2 separate regions of the Homo sapiens genome follow, and region 2 is linked to region 1. A link is a loop called in an ENCODE intact Hi-C map of the cell type or tissue named here. Cell type or tissue: mammary epithelial cell. All regions are shown on one strand. Links, peaks and the distances in the headings refer to the core of each region. The heading gives the core; the rest is flanking DNA.

The links. Hi-C counts contacts between places; a loop is a spot of excess contacts. Peaks named below come from ENCODE experiments on the same cell type or tissue, not always from the same donor. Only the 100,000 strongest peaks of a DNase experiment are listed, where the experiment ranks them.
Region 2: a loop joins it to region 1, with 10 times the contacts of the local background. A loop is called at or near these places in 2 of 110 quality-filtered maps.

What each region holds. Positions count from the first base shown.
Region 1 is chr17:2,827,036-2,829,951 of GRCh38, reverse strand. The region is part of intron 2 of RAP1GAP2 (RAP1 GTPase activating protein 2); the gene reads right to left. Among named protein-coding and RNA genes, the nearest start is that of RAP1GAP2, 32 kb to the right of the region's middle. In mammary epithelial cell, for the core only: a CTCF peak has its summit at 1,345 (motif pointing left); no DNase peak of the experiment used is centred there.
Region 2 is chr17:3,334,788-3,337,703 of GRCh38, reverse strand. It overlaps OR3A2 (olfactory receptor family 3 subfamily A member 2), which reads left to right. Exons shown (of 5, transcript NM_002551.5): 2 at 1,578-1,675. Among named protein-coding and RNA genes, the nearest start is that of OR3A1, 38 kb to the right of the region's middle. In mammary epithelial cell, for the core only: a CTCF peak has its summit at 1,650 (motif pointing right); no DNase peak of the experiment used is centred there.

The DNA.
Region 1 (2,916 bases), core at 166-2,665:
TGCCAGGTACGGTGGCTCACAACTGTAATCCCAGCCTCTCGAGAGACTGAGGCAGAAGGATCTCTTGAAGCCAGGAATTCAAGACTAGCCTGGGCAACATAGCAAAATCTCATCTCAAAAAAAAAAAAAAAAAATTTAAGAGAGAGAGACCAGGCTCTTAACCACCATGGTACTCACAGACCAAAGCCAAGGACCCCTCAACCTGCAGCCCTAACTCTGACATCCGACAGCCAGGAGGCCACCACCAGGCTCTGGCCAGCTTAGTCTCCCCTGAGAAATAATTCACAGAGCACGGAGTATAGGGCAGAAGCGTACTTCTGTTGACAAAAATGACTCTTTCATAACAAGCCCTTCGGTGAGCTCTTGTGCAGCTGTTCTGTGCCATCTGCTTTGCCATCCAGTTCTCCCTTCTCACATGAAGACAGGGCTGCCTGCTAGAGGGGCTGGAGGTGAGCAGGGCATGGCACTGGGAGGTGGGTCCATGGGCTCCAGGAGAGAAGGGTCGCTGGGACCATTTTCTACCGACGGGGTCACGACCCCAGCCCCAGCCCTTTATGGAGATCTGAAGCCACGGGAAGGAAGGGTAGGCAATGGGATGAGAAACAGCACCTTCCTGATCCTAAGTCACCACCCGCTCCATCTGAGCTACATCAGGAAAGCAAGTAATTGGCCGGGCATGGTAGCTCAGGCCTGTAATCCCAGTACTTTTTAAGGCTGAGGCGGGTGGATCACCTGAGGTCAGGAGTTTGAGACTAGCCTGGCCAACATGGCGAAACCCCGTCTCTACTAAAAATACAAAAAATTAGCCGGGCGTGGTGGCGGGTGCCTGTAATCCCAGCTACTCAGAAGGCTGAGGCAGGAGAATCGCTTGAACCTGGGAGGCAGAGGTTGCAGTGAGCCCAGATCGTGCCACTGCACTCCAGCCTGGGCGACAGAGCGAGGTTTCCCAAAAAAAAAAAAAAAAAAAGCAAGTAATTAATCTTTGAGACAGGAACCTGCCCCCCCAGGGAGCAATGAGAGAGGGAGGAGAAGAGACCAAGGGAGCAAAAAGAAAAGCAAAAGGAGAGAGCAAAGACACAGATACCCAGAAACCGGGAGGGAAGTCACCTCTGGAGAGGGAGCAAGCAAAGAAACACTGAAAGCAAGACCCGTTGGGGAAGGAGAACAGCCAGGAAACCATTACAACTGCTCTTCTGCCCCCGGCCAGGGCTTATCTCCCCAGAGGGTGGAGGTAGAGCCTGTGATGAGCCCACAGCCAGAATCACAAACCTGAGGTCAAAGAACCCGCGGCCCCACCTGCTCTCCCAGCCATGCCCGGGCAGTCCTGGGCCAACAGTGCCACCTGCTGGCGGACGGGGAAACTGTGTTCCCATCCACCCGCTCTTCCCGCCGGCTCTTCAGGGGCCTCCTTCCTCATCTTCACACCTGCCAAGCCTGTTCCCACCACCTGGAATGCTCTTCCCCAGACAGCTTCACACTGGCTCCTTTTCTTCCTTCGGGTCTCCTTCAAATGCCACTTCTTTTTTTTTTTCAACTTTCACTGAATTTAGGGTAAGTCACTGGGCATTGCTAGGAAATCGCAGTATTATTTTTGTTTGTTTGTTGTTGTTTTTGAGATGGAGTCTCACTGTCGCCCAGGTTGGAGTGCAATGGCGCGATCTCGGCTCACTGCAACCTCCGCCTCCCAGGTTCAAGCGATTCTCCTGACTCAGCCTCCCGAGTAGCTGGGATTACAGGCGTGCACCACCACACCCTGCTAATTTTTGTATTTTTAGTAGAGATAGGGTTTCCCCATGTTAGCCAGGCTGGTCTCGAACTCCTGACCTCAAGTGATCCGCCAGCCTTGGCCTCCCAAAGTGTTGGGATGACAGGCGTGAGCCACCGCACCCGGCCCAGGATAAGTTAAATTCTAAGACCCAAACTAGTTTTGGTCAAGTGCTCGGCTCATCTCATGCTTGCAGGCCCAGGGACGGCCTCTTGTGGCTCCCCCACAGGGAAGGGCTGGCCGGAGCAGTAGCTGGCCTCCAGCCTGAGAGCCTCTGCCACGCTCCCCCTGGGCCCCCACCGTCACTGGCGTGCCTGCTGCAACCGATCGTGTATGAACCCTCCCCCTTGTTTTTCAAGGGGATTTTTTTTTTTTCTAATAGGAAGCTGATAAAAAGCAACCAAAGAGATGCTGACCAGATGGGATGAATGAGATCCCAGTTCCCAGTCAGAGCTCAAACTGGCTGGTGCCGGGTGGGCTGGGAGAAGAGCTTGGGGATTACAGGCAGGTACCACCACGCCCGGCTAATTTTTGTATTTTTAGTAGAGAGGGGGTTTCACCATGTTATCCAGGCTGGTCTTGAACCCCTGACCTCAGGTGATCCACCCGCCTTGGCCTCCCAAAGTGCTGGGATTACAGGCATGAGCCACCGCGCCAGGCCTCAAATGTCCCTTCTATGGAGAGGCTCTTCCTGACCACCCACCCAGGGTAGCCCCTTCCCCCAGCCCCGAGCCCCACCCTCATCGCCTCACTGTTCTATTTCCTTCGCAGGACTGGGCACTGTCTGAAACCATCTGCGTTCTTCATTCTGTTCTCATCTGCCTCCCTGACTAGAAAGTGCCACAAAACCCAACAGGGTCTGAATTGTCCACTTTTGTAGGACTCACACTCAGAACACGCTTTGGGAATGAGAGCTGTTGGATGTGCGAGTGGGTATCCACTCAGCTGAGCTCTCCTGAGCTAAAGAGCCCAACCACACACACCCCTGGGACGATCCACAAGCTCCTCAAACGCACCACACTCAAGGCCGAAGGCATCATCTTCTCTGCTACTAGGCTTCCCTCCTGCCTCACCCACGTGACTACTTTGCAAATCCCCCAAATGTGAAACCCCCATTTCCATGGGACTTTCTCTTTCTTTCTTTCTCTCTC
Region 2 (2,916 bases), core at 129-2,628, 510 kb before region 1:
AGACTTGGAACCAACCCAAATGTCCATCAGTGATAGACTGGATTAAGAAAATGTGGCACATTTACACCATGGAATACTATGCAGCCATAAAAAATGATGAGTTCATGTCCTTTGTAAGGACATGGATGAAGCTGGAAACCGTCATTCTCAGTAAACTATCGCAAGGACAGAAAACCAAGCACTACATGTTCTCACTCATATGTGAGAAATGAACAATGAGAACACTTGGACACAGGGCGGGGAACATCACACACCGGGGCCTCTCGTGGGGTTGGGGGATGGGGGAGGGATGACATTAGGAGATATACCTAATGTAAATGATGAGTTAATGGGTGCAGCAAACCAACATGGCACATGTATACATATATAACAAACCTGCACGTTGTGCACATGTACCCTAGAACTTAAAGTACAATAATAATTTTAAAAAGTGCACATGAAGAAGTTCTGGAGAACGATAGTAGTGAGGTTGCACAAAAAAGTGAATATACTTAATCCTACTGAACTGTACCCTTAAAATGGTTAAATGATACATTTTATGTTATGCATATTTTACTAAAATAAAAAATGAAGGTTAAATAAAAAGAATTTCATATAAGGAAGTGTGGGCCTTGCTTCCTGGGACCTGAATGTCCATTTTGGGTTTGGAAGCAGAAAGAGGTATGAAATTAGACACAGATATCGGAACCCATGTGCATAGCTCACCTAGGGTGAATCTTTTGTTTTCTGTGTAATTATCTTCCATAAGATGGAGAACACAGTCAAAGGGGTGGAAGAACTGGTCTTTCTGAAGAGGAGCTAAATTGGGGTTAGGTAGGAGTGAGGAGGGATGCAGCGTTTGTTTACTCAGAAAACATTAATTGATGGTGATCATGTGTGCTGGGTTCTGAGGAAGTTTTTTTAAAAAATGATACCCAATTTCTTGATTTTGTGGAGAAGTCTGTCTAGTCTAGAGGGGAAAGAGTTAAGAGGACATCTCAGGTATGAGCGCAGCTAAAGTATGGTGTCTGGCAACCCAGACAGTGTAAGATTTGGATACATCTTCAAATTGATATTCTTTATACATTTATTCAAATATTTATTGTAGAGCATGAAGTAGATTTTCAATTAATAATTGCACATCTCTCTTGGTTGGCTACCATTAATGGATTTAGTAGTTACACTGAACATAACATCTAAGTTTATTTGAAATTCTTTTATTTAATGTTTTTTCCACTATTTGTATCTATCATTAGTTACACTTCTTACACATAAAGTTTATATAAATATAGTTCTAAAATTTTGTCAAAATATGTATGAAAATTATTGTTTTCCTGGCATTCACATCAGCAAAACACTTTCCATTTATCCTGTCTTCAGTTTTCTTTTGTGATTTTTTAAACCAGATAACTTTTCAAGGTACAGATTAAAATGTTTAAAATTTAGACAATAGGGAAAAAATGAATTATCATCACTGAAAAGCACTGTACTGTGAGTTGTTCAGTTTTAGAATTTTAGCCTACATCACCTGTTGTATTTGGATGACTAGTGAATGCTTGGCTGATGGCAGGGCTGATGACCTGTCATTATTTCCACAGACATGCCACAAAATGTTGAATGAAGATAGGCAGCGTTGGCAAGGAGAGTTTCTGAAACTTCCACTGGAGGGCTCTGCGTGTTCCGGCAGGAATGGTTTGTAAGTTTGCATTTGCCAGTTATGAAAGGAGTTGCGTGAGTAAATCAGAGTGGAAATGTTGCAGTGACATTTTAGCACTTGTTATGTGTTGGCACCTTGTCAGTTGTTTGGCTGATCTGACCCTGAATCCAAATTAGGAGGTGGTAGGAGGTATGCATGGGCACTAAGTAAGAAAAATTGGATTGAGAGAAGCCAGGTGGTGTATTCTTAAACAAACTGGGAAAAAGAATGAAGACAAAGCTGGAATGTGTTCTCTGTCAGACTTTTTCTTCCTGGGGCTTTCTTCATCTATAAAATGAAAATTCTAACATTTGCCTCATGGGACTTTTGTTCGAAGAGTTAAATGAGATAATGTATGTAAAGTGTAGTCTCTGGCTGGTGTCTAAATGACTGGAAATGTGTGGGGGTGATTGTTATTGTGTAACAATTTGAGCCATAGTGATTTAGGAATAGAAAATTGATGGAATGGAAGATGCAGATCAGAAACACATTTTTAAACTTAAAATAATTTAATATATGCATAAATTAAATACCACAAATCAGTAGGGGTGGGGCAGGGAGTGAAATACTCAATACATAGTGTTGAGGTAATTGATTATTCATTGGAAAAATCCCTCTTGGATACATATATTTATAAAATGTATCAAAAGAAAGGCTAGATTAATATTCCAGGCATACAAGAAAAGGAAGAAGGCACAAAGAAATATCAACAGATTTGACTGCATAAACATTTTTTAAAATTTATGGAAAAGTTAACCAAGTTAAAAGGCAAAAAACAGACTTGGAGAAATATTTGCAGAAAATATGAAAAGGTTAATATTTTTACCATGTAAAGATCTAAGAAATGCATATGAAAACACTGAGATACTGGTGAATACATAAGCCAAGAACATAAAGGCAATTTACAAACAGACAAATGAAAACATATTTAACAGATAAGAGATAATGGCTTCACTCATAAGCAGAAAAGGCAAAGTAAAGTTATACTTTTGCCTCTCAAATTAGCAATGAATAAAACTAGTTAGTACTTGTGATGTTACAGTGAAATGGACACAGTGATTTCTAATGGAGACAAACTGTCACCTTCCTGTTGAAGAGTTTAGCAATATGTATAAGAACCCTAAAATATTCATCTCATATTAAAATATTCACTTCACAATAGTTAAAAAACTTACTACATATTTAGAATTAGACTTATTAAAAAGGCAGAAACTCTAATTTTTAAAAGCCTATGACACTCT